2 separate regions of the Homo sapiens genome follow, and region 1 is linked to region 2. A link is a loop called in an ENCODE intact Hi-C map of the cell type or tissue named here. Cell type or tissue: GM12878. All regions are shown on one strand. Links, peaks and the distances in the headings refer to the core of each region. The heading gives the core; the rest is flanking DNA. Region 1 has its middle 140 kb from the start of IGFBP3. Region 2 has its middle 230 kb from the start of IGFBP3.

What was found. A loop is a pair of places that touch in the nucleus more often than their neighbours do. Peaks named below come from ENCODE experiments on the same cell type or tissue, not always from the same donor. Only the 100,000 strongest peaks of a DNase experiment are listed, where the experiment ranks them.
Region 1: it touches region 2 in a loop (2.0-fold over the local background); 1 of 110 quality-filtered maps calls a loop at or near these places.

What each region holds. Positions count from the first base shown.
Region 1 is chr7:46,055,309-46,060,692 of GRCh38, reverse strand. No RefSeq gene overlaps it. Among named protein-coding and RNA genes, the nearest start is that of IGFBP3, 140 kb to the right of the region's middle. In GM12878, for the core only: no CTCF peak of the experiment used is centred there; a DNase peak (open chromatin) is centred at 2,093.
Region 2 is chr7:46,151,020-46,156,403 of GRCh38, reverse strand. No RefSeq gene overlaps it. Among named protein-coding and RNA genes, the nearest start is that of IGFBP3, 230 kb to the right of the region's middle. RefSeq lists enhancers at 1,619-1,913, 2,061-2,130. In GM12878, for the core only: no CTCF peak of the experiment used is centred there; a DNase peak (open chromatin) is centred at 2,423; H3K27ac peaks cover 1,329 bases.

The sequences.
Region 1 (5,384 bases), core at 97-5,096, 96 kb after region 2:
GCTGACCAACATGGAGAAACACCATCTCTACTAAAAATACATAATTAGCTGGGTGTGGAGGCACATGCTTGTAATCCCAGTTACTCGGGAGACTGAAGCAGGAGAATTGCTTGAACCCAGGAGGCAGAGGTTGCAGTGAGCTGAGATGGCGCCATTGCACTCCAGCCTGGGCAACAAAAGCAAAACTCCATCTCAAAAAGAAAAAAAAAAAAAGAAAGAAAGAAAAAGAAACTAAGGCCCATAAAATCCTCGTCACCTGAGAAATGAAAAAAAAAAGAAAATGTTTACATCCCATGGCTATTGCAATGATAACACAACAACCTGTACAGAAAATGTGCAAAATGATGTCTGGCATTTGGTAAGTCTTGAATGAATGTCAGCTATTAAAGTAACTACTTGCGGCCAGGCGCAGTAGCTCATGCCTGTAATCTTCACACTTTGGGAGGCCGAGGTGGGCAGATCACCTGAGGTCAGGAGTTCGAGACCAGCCTGGCCAACATGGTGAAACTTCGTCTCCACTAAAAAATACAAAAATTAGCTGGGTGTGGAGTCAGGTGCCTGTAATCCCAGCTACTCGGGAGGCTGAGGAAGGAGAATTGCTTGAACCCGCGAGGCAGAGCTTGCATTGAGCCAAGATTGCACCATTGCACTCCAGCCTGGGAGACAGGGCAAGACTCCATCTAAAAAAAAATAAAATAAAACCTAGTTGGAAAAAACTATGTTTCAATAGAAAGGAATAGATGTTTTAAATCCCCCTTTTTAGGTCATGTTAAGACTCGAGGAGAGCCACGCCTGGTCTGGGGCTTGCGGGCTGGGGCCTGGAGCCAACAGGCAGAGGAAAGGCAGGCTGCTGCTCCAGCACTGGCTGCTGGCCCCTGTGGCCTGGACAGAGGCTAAGCAGCTCCCAGCTTCCTGCACTCCTCCCCTCAGTCCCCTGCTCCACCAAATCAGTGGGTTCTTCCAAAATTCTGTGGAATCACAACATTCCTCACTAGCTCACCAGGCCTCAATGTGTCCCCAGTGCATTAGAATAAAATTCAGATGCCTCGCCATGGCCCACAGGCCCCTGGGAACCCAGTTCCCTTCACTTCTCCACCCTCGCCTCACAGTTTGCTGCTCCTCTCTCTGAGGCCAGACACAGGGGATTCCCTCAGCAGCTCCAATACAGCAAGCCCTTCACCACCCCAGGCCCTTTGCACGGCTGGTCCCTCTGCCTGGGAGACTCTTGCCCTGCTCCTCACAAGGCCCTTCCAGTCCTCAGGTTGCACTTAAGATCCTGCTCCGGAGGGACTCTGCCCTGATCAGCCACAGGGACCCCTAAACATACTCTTTCCTGGCTCAGCCCACTTCTTTGTGTCTTTCCCAGGAATCCCTTTCATCTTGACTATGTCTTCCCTCACTGTTAATGTGCTGACTCTTGGGCTCCCAACTGGACCATCATGTCTCTGAGGACCCAACTCAGACTCTATTTCCACATCTATTCCACATTGCAGAATACATATTTAATAAATGAATTGATTAATGCATCTTGTCTGGTTACGCAGACTCTGGCTTTACCTGTGACCATCTCTTCTGATATAAATGACTATGTTCTAGTAATTCTCAAAGTATAGCCTTGTGTGCCCCTTAGCCCACAGGTTCTTGGCAAAGAGAGTGCCTTGCTGACCCCAAGGGCCCAGCTTGTGCATAGGATGAATCTGAGAGAACACACTAGAGCAAGTTCCTGAGGGTGGCTCGCAATACAGTGTTCCCTGGGCCTGGAGCAGTGTCAGGCACAGAGGCCTGTATCAGCCTGGTTGGCTGCCATAGCAAATACTGCACAACCTGGGTGGCTTAAACCGTGAAAATATATTCTGTCCTGGAGGCTGGAAGTCCAAGGTCAGGGTGTTGGCAGGCTTGGTTTCTCCTGTGGCTTTTTTCCTGGATGTGTAGATGGCCATCTTCTGCCTGTATCTTCACATGCTTTTTCGTGTGTGTTTCTGTGTGCGTGTGTGTCTGTGTTCTAACTTCCTCTTCTTATGAGGACCGCAGTCATATTGGATCAGGGCCCATCCCAATTACCCCACTTAAATGTAATCATCTGTTTAAATGACTCATCTCCAAATACAGTCATATTCAGAGGTGCAAGGGGTTGAGAATTCAACATATGAATTGAGAAACGGTCATAATTCAGTCATAACAGGGCCCAAGTACATATTGTTTGAACATTGAATATTGTTTTCTAAAATTGTAAATAAGTGAGTTAGCATCATGGCTAACCATTTTATTAGCTTGGTAACATGAGGTTTAGGGCTAATCTTTAAAGCCTTTCTACCTCCAAGCATCCTCTAAGTGTGTCCAGATAATGCAAATGTCCTTGGAGCCCAGGGGTGGGTCCATGACTTGACAAAATAAAACACCCACAACAGAAGGCCTGACATCAACTCAGTGCACCCCACACCCCAGGGCTTGTTTCAGGCTGGGGTCCACAGTCATTGCTTCATTATCAGTGTCACTAGTGGATTTAGGGTTAAGTCTTGTGCTTTCACAATGGGAAGTAGAAACCACAGAGAGAAATAAATGTTGTCTTGGAGCTAGGGACAGCACCCCAGAAGACTCCAAGGCAAAGAGGGTCTTGGGGAGAAGCAGGACACAGAGAGATGCCTGGGGAGATTCAGGCTGGAGACTGAGCAGTGGGTGCCAACAGCCTCACACAGGGCAGTCGAAGCTCCTTTTCAAAGCCACCTTAATGAAGTTCCAACCAAGAAATATTGCTAATAGGACTAGAATTGTTCCCCAAAATAAATTATTTTCAAAATCTGATTGTTTACCTAAAATAGCTCCAGTGTTAATATCGATCTTCTAAGAAAAATTTAGAAAAGGTACATGAAGTAAAAGCATTAAAATAACTTTTTTATCAACTCAAACTCCAATTTATCCTTTCAATGAAGCCCAATGTAAAGGGTTTGGACCCCGGAGATGTGGAGACTGAATGTGATTACTGTTCTCAGAAAACCTTCTGGTCATAGGATGAACACGTGCTTTACCGCTATTAAAGATACAAAATAACTTTTATTCCAAAAATTATCACTTACATCTCAACTGATACATCTATACAAATTTAGCCAGCTCTAGTAGCAATACAAATGAACACATTTCTTAAAGTTATTGGATTTAGATGTAAATTGTTTGTCCAAGGGTTAAAAGAAAATGTAAAGTAATCTAACAGTTATTTGGGCTGATACTAATATACAAAAAATCTGATTATTATTTTTCCCTGAGGAATGGAGTAGACACCCAAGAACCTCTCATCCCATCATCTCTAAGCATCTCCTTCCTGAACTCACCCTAGACATGGGGTCCTCAAAGTGTGTTCCAGGAGCCTCTGTGGAGTTCACAGTAAACCTTTAAGGAGTCCACTAAATCAGAACTACTTTTGTAATAATAATGAGACGTTATTTGCTTTGTTCAGTGTTATTAACTCAGGAGTGTACACTGGAGGTTTCTACAAGCTACCTGAATCGACATCACAGAAGACGAATGCAGAAGCAGCTATGAGAATGCGTCTCCTATATAGCCAAACATAGACTTGCAAAAAATAGAAAACAATGCCATTTGTCACTATGTTTTTCAGAAAATGTATTTGTATTAATAATACATTATGTATGTATGTGTTTAATGGAGAAACAGAACTGTTTTCTCTTACTATGCACTCAACACAGAACACTCTGGTCACCAAAATGAGGCGGTAGGGGTGGGGTTTCTCACATTAAACCAGCTGTGTATCACACAATTCAATTCAGCTCTGAATCTAACTGAGTGAGCACAGACTCCACAGGTTAAGAGCCCAATCCCATAAGACTGCCCCTGACCCCAGATGCCAATCACAAGCCCCAGGTTGAGACCATGTACTTCTGACCCACCAGCTATAGATCAGGGGTTCCCACAGCCCCCTCCTTAGGTTTGGTAATTTTCCAGGATGGCTCACAAAACTCAGGGAAACACTTTCCTTATGTTTACTGCTTTATTTTGAAGGATATGATAAAGGACATAGGTGACTAGCCAGACGAAGACATGCACAGGGCATGGTCCAGAAGGCTCCTGGGCACAGGAGCTTCTGTCCCCATGGATTTGGGGTGCACCAGCTTCCCAGCACATGGGTGTTTTCATCAACCTGGAAACTCCCTGAACCCCATTGTTCAGGGATTTTTATGGAGGCTTCATCAAATAGGCAAAATAAAACACCCAATTATTAACTCAATCTTCAGCCCCTTTCCCCTTCCCAGAGGCTGGGGGATATGGCTGAAAATTTCAAGCTTCTAATCATGTGTTGGTCTTTCTGGTTACCAGACCCCATCCAGGAGCCCACCAAGAGTACCCTCAGTAGAAAAAAAAGATTCTCCTATCACCCAGGAAATTACAAGAGTTTTAGGAGCTAAATGCCAGAAACTGGGGGCAGAAACCAAATATATATTTTTTATTATTTCACAGTATGTGCTAGTAAATGTATTGTTACTTTTATTAATAATATTAAAATCAGGTTTTAATTTTTGTGACAGTAAATATCTATTGATATAATTCACTTAAATACAAGCTCTTTGAGGTCTTCAATAATTTTTAAGAATATAAAGGAATTCTGAGACCAAAACATTTGAGAACTGCTGCTCTGAGCGCAGACATTACCCTGTTCCTGGACAGAAGAGGACTTACCAGCTTCCAAAGCGGCCAGACTGTCATCAAGCTGCTGTGACTTTACGGAGATCATTTTTCTTTTTTTGAGAACAAAATTAAACATGTTCTATCCTCAATCATGTGGGCTGCTTAATAACCTTCCTAACATTCGGCATTATTTCTACTTTCTAGCCAGAACATTCTGTCCCTTCACCACAGAATATGAGGATGGGACAGACTTAAGTTTCATTTCTCTTGTGTCTTTCTCTTGATAGATAGAGAAAAAGAGACATACATAAATAGTATTAAGATATATACTGATATTTACATTTAAACTAATCTGAACTATTCCACGAGTCCTTAATAACACTTACTTTTGGGGAAAAAGACCCTGGTTTAGGGACAAGTTTAAAACTTGAACAGTTCATATTATCTAAACACATGCATGCTATGTCATGTATAGTTATGTAGGTGATGAAATTGTGGATGCTTTTGTTTTTAATGTTTAAAAATATATACTTTTAGTTATAGTGAATTAAATGTTTCCAATCTTATAAAATAACCCCAGGGGTCCAATGTGCATTAAAAGTTGCATTAGTCAAAAATTTTCTAATTCTCCTGCCAACTTTTATTTATGCCCTTTGAAGGCAAGGACAGTATTTTTTGTCTCATTTGGAGACTCCACACTTGTCAATGAATGTTAATAAAATTAATGAATATACACACAAATAGCC
Region 2 (5,384 bases), core at 194-5,193:
TTCAAGTTATCTAGTAAACTGCATGTGCTTCTGCTCATAAATTTCAGCAATCCCATTTTGGCTCCCAGACTTCCTGCAGAAGGGGTTATGATGTTATATGATTTAATGATCTGACAAAAGCTTTGTCCCCACAGCTACAAATCTTAGGCAATCATCTGTTCCAATGTAATGCTAACCTTATGGGTCCCCTGAGTGCAATTTTCATGGCTACCAGAGACTCCCTTAACTGGTATCTAGTTACATGTTTCGAGAAGCATGTTTTTCGTAATTTTTAATATAAACATTGCAGATATATCATGCTAATTGATACACACTACATATCTGCACCCTGACCCAAGGAGAAAAAAATTGGCAAACTTACAGACAAATTGGAGAAATATTCATAAGATGAGCTTGTTTTAAAGCAATATCTACATTATACATTTCTGAGAATATATTTTCAAATGAAATGTTTAAATTATGAGGTGTCTTTTCTTCTTCACTGGAGAAGAAACTGTCATTTTTGGAAAAAAGTCTATTCCACTTAACTATTTCAGAAAATTTTAATTATGTTAATTAGTCTAAAAACATCATGTGTGCATGTGTTTGTGCACATAAGTGTATATGTTTTTTAAGGAATAATGTTATGTTTGCAGAAAGCAAGGCAGAGAAGAATGATAATCCATAGCAATTAATCCCTGGTAACATTATAGGTTGACGTTTTCATTGCACTGTATTCATGATTCATAGAACTATCAAACTGCAAAGTACTCACATGTCATTTATTTGAACAAGCCTAAGCATAGGTGTCCAAAGTCCCTTAAGTGACACCCACAGAGACATTCTCCTGGTGCCTGACTGACTTTGCTAACAGTGAAGAAATATCTGTCTCTTGGGTTTAATACCTAGTGAATCTTACTGGCCACCCCCAACCAGGGGCTGGAGGGCAGGGGACCCAGAAATAACACTGGTAGAGGTCCGCCTGTTAGGGAGCACAGTAGGGCAGAAAGGGGTGCAGAGGAGGTCCCTGGGGCCAGCGGGGAATATCTGGCACACGCCAAATGCTCCTCTAGCCATTGGATGGCAAGAATTAAACAGTTCTTTGTAGTTCTCATTCAGAACTCTCAATCTCATAAAAAGGGATTAAGACCTAGATGAGGAAAGTGACCTCCCCAGGACCCCCAGAAAGGTAGCTGTGGGTCATCAGAAGACAGCTTTGAGACTCCTGGTACACAACTCTTTAGTCTGCTAGGTGGACTTGTCAGCTCCTCTTAGGGCAGAGATGATAGTCTGGTTGTGGAAGAGAACAGTGAAGTGTCCCTCACTTGGAGCCGACCCTGAATTCTGGCTTGAAGGATCTTGCAAGTTGTTTAATTGGGATAGTCACAGACAGCCTCTGCGTGCCTGAGATGAGTGGTCTCGACCTGAGGAGCAAAAAGGCAAATAGTGCTCCAGAACAAGTTAGCTCTTTTTAAGAAGCCAAAGTTAAAATTCTTGTAATCCTTTTTGGCTTGGAAATGGAAAAAAAAAATACAATCAGGAAAATGAGAATTAGATTTGCAAACGATATTTTAATAAAAATAGGATAATACAAAAATCTCATTTTAAAATTTGTTTAAAATGTATCCATTATGTTTTAATGATAACTCAGAGTTATCCCTGATGAGGCAACAGGAGGAGGCAGAGAAATGCCCCAACTTTTGAACTTTGTACGATGTACATGGGTGGCAAAGTTACCCAGAAACATGTGGCCTAAGCAGAAGCAAAGGTCACTGGTTTATACAAACTAAACAAAGTAGAGTGTCCTGAGGAACAGTGCACAATGCTGTCATCTAGCAACTGGGAGCCACTACTCTAGGGGCCTCTAGGGGTCTCTGACATCAGCTTTTGCCCTTAACTTCCCCCTGGCTACGTTTGAGACAGATGATCTTGTGGTGTAAGAAACCTCCAAGGCTGAGTCCCTGCCAGGTGATTCAGGGCCATGGAGAAAGCACTACCCTGCTTAGTAGAAATTCCTTCCCCAGAATCCTCGTTGGCTTGCCCTCAGGATTTTTTACTTTGTTTACTATGTTTTACTCAAAGGTGATATCACCCAAAAGGTGGGGAAGGCATTACACATTCTCTCCCCACACCATTTGGAAATCCCCTAACAAGCATTACTAAAGCCCAGCCCTGCTTAGCTGGTGAAATCTCACTAATCTCTTGCCCAGGGCACTGCAATTCCAGTGACTGGTCCACGTGGAGAATTGCTAAAGGAGGTTTCTGTGTGTGTTTCAGCTTGGTAGAGACAACTCAGCAGGTGATGCCTCCAGGCTGCCCTCAGGAGAGGCAGGTGCTTCACAGCTTCTGCTCTGCAGGCTCGACATCAACTTGTGACACTGTGGAAGGAGCGGGCACCTCACCCTCCACAGTGTGTGGCTAGAACAGTCATCCAGTCCACACAGCACTTTCTGTTCCACAACCAGCCCAAACTGCCTTTACAATGCATTAGAAAAGCCACCCTTCCTCCAGCAAGTAGTTGCTATCTGCTGCAACATAGTTGTCAGAAACATGTAGATCTACAAGATCTGTTTGTGTAGAGAGCCCCAGGATTTGATGCCCTAAATGGTGGGTGGACCAGGGAACATGACACTCCTTCACAGCTGTGGGACCTCAGTGTCAGAAGCATCAAATGATGTGTCTCACATTGCACTACCTAAAATGAGTTAGATTTAGTTCTGTGGGCTAAAAATGGAAGTGAGAAAGGAAAAAACAAGACTTAACACCACAGCCTGCTGATAATGGCCCGAATGTTTAGGAGAAATGACAATGTATCCTTAGAAGGATTTTTTGTTTTGTTCTGTTTTGTTTGTTTGTTTGTTTTTTGCTAAAGTCTCCAAGTTTTTCTTCCCCCTAACACAGGCAAATACACAGGAGTACCTGCTTTTCCTTTTAGATTTTCACCTGACTTTTAGGGTCACATGCATGCAAGCTGAATATGCTTTTCTTAGAGCCAGTGGGATTTGCAAGAGGAGTATGTCTACTGGCATTAAAATGAAAGTATTGTCAAAAATGTCAATGGTAGACCACCATAATGTGTGTGTTTGTGTGTATGGGCATGTGTGTGTGTGCGTGTGAGTGTGTGTATTAAAAATAAGTTTTGAACTTTCCTAGAAAATTTTTATGGTGGTCTACCGTTGACATTTTTTTGTGTGTGTCTACACAATTCAATATTACTCAGCAATAAAACGAAAGCCACTACTGATACACACATGAATGTGGGTGGGTCTCTAAAACAAGGCTGAGGGAAAGAAGCCGTGAAGTCTTTTCTACATGTATGCATTGGTTGGGTCGTTGGTTGGTTGGTTGGTTGGTTGGTTCTGACAGGAAGCATGTTGTTCTGGATCCAAGACAGACCTGATGATTCACAGAGCATCTTGTGTCAGTTCCCCATGCAGCCCCTCCCCATGGGACGATGCAAGAAGAGCAGTGGGCACCTACACATGTGATTTGGTTTGTGCCACAAGAAGGAGCTCCAAATCATAAATCTTGCAGCTTATGTGGGTGGCTGGTACAGCTGCCTGGCTCCCCCTCTGGAGGAAAGAGAGAAACCTGGTTTTTTTGTTTTTTTTTTTTTTTGACATAAACAGATCCTCTCAGGTGGGAAGGAGAAGCCTTCAGGTCCATTGCCCTTTGGAATGTAAGCTAATGGCTGCAGAGCAGATGAACCATAGTGTTTCTGGAATAACTCCCCATCTCTAACTTCCCAGACATGGTTACCATCAATCATCCTTCAGCCCAGGTGGCCAGGACTTTTTGCTTAAAAGCCCAGATCATGCAAAAACTTGAAAATATTCATGGAGTGTTGTTTTTTGACAGAAGCCAGACATAAAAAACTCCATACAGTATAATTTTTTGTTAGGAAATCTAAAACATCGAAGTGAATGTGTAGTCACTGAATGCAATCAGCAGCTTTCTGGGGCTGGGACAAGTTGGGTGATGGACAGTAAAGGGGAAATTTCTGAGGTGATGGGAATGCTCTATGTCTTAATTTTTGTCACAGTTTCACCACTGTAATATTTGTCAAGTTTCATCCAACTGAACAGTTAAAAGCAGAGCATTTACAGTCATGCTGGAATCCTCAGTAACATTGTTGACAAGTCCAGCTTGGACAGATTCCTTTGAGTTGTTTACATGGAGACTGGTGGGCAGCTTCCAGCCACACTGGCCAGTGCTCCTACTTCTATACCACTCTTTTATTCAACTTACATATAAATAGTCATGTACTGCATAACAACATTTTAGTCAATTATGGACTATATTATAGTGGCCCCAGAAGATGATAATACTGAATTTTTACTGTACTCTTTCTATGTTTAGATAAACAAATGCTTCCCATCGTGTTACAACTGCCTACAATATTCAGTATAGTCATATGCTGTACAGGTTCGTGGCCTAAGAGCAATAGGCTATACCATATAGCCCAGGTGTGTAGTAGGCTCTACCATCTAGGTTTGTATAAGTATACCCTGTCATGTTTGCACAATAACAAAATGGCTTAATGACACATTTCCCAGAATGCACCTCAGTTGTTAAGAGATGCATGACTGTGTATGACTTGTGTGCTTGGTTTCACGATATGTAAGTCAAATATTGCTATAGCAAAGGTACCAAAAACTGGAGCCTCTCATTTTCCATTTCTTATACTCTCAAGTCTCACACCTAGCAAATAACATGCTCTTTGAAATGATGATAATAATAATAATAACAGAATCTTATGTTTGAACACACTGCCACTGTAGGATGGCTCCCCAGCCTCAATCACTATATCAACAACATAAGAATGAGTCAGGTTTAGGGAGCTAAGGTTCTGCATCATGGTGTTACATAGCTAAGGCTTCATTGAGCTCTTCCTTTATATTGGTGTGTAGAACACTCAAAAGTAATACAACTTCTCTTTTCCTTTTTTTCTTTTTGCCATATGATATTAAAATTGATAGAAAAAGTGCAGCTTCTCTACAATTGCAACATGGAGTTACAGAAGAATGTTTAAGCACTTTTTTTGTCTTCCCAATAGCCACTGTTGCTAAAGAATGGAAATTAAGCCATATCCTTTAGCAACAGAGTGATACAGCTGAGCAAAATATTTTTAAAATAAATGTTTTTCTTACATTATAAAGATGACATGTTGTTGTTTGGGAACATTTAGAAGATACAGAAAAAGTAGAAGGGAAAAATATCAATCTACACTCAAACTCTTGAAAATTGGTTTCTGCCAAAAGGCCCATAATTCTTTTAAATGCCTTTTCCTCACCCCAGTGATTTCTTCATTTCTCTGCTTTTTAGACTCCTCTATCTCATGAGCCCAGAAAAAAGTCACTGCTCTTTGTGTTAGATATCAACATGACTTAGAACCATTGAGTTAG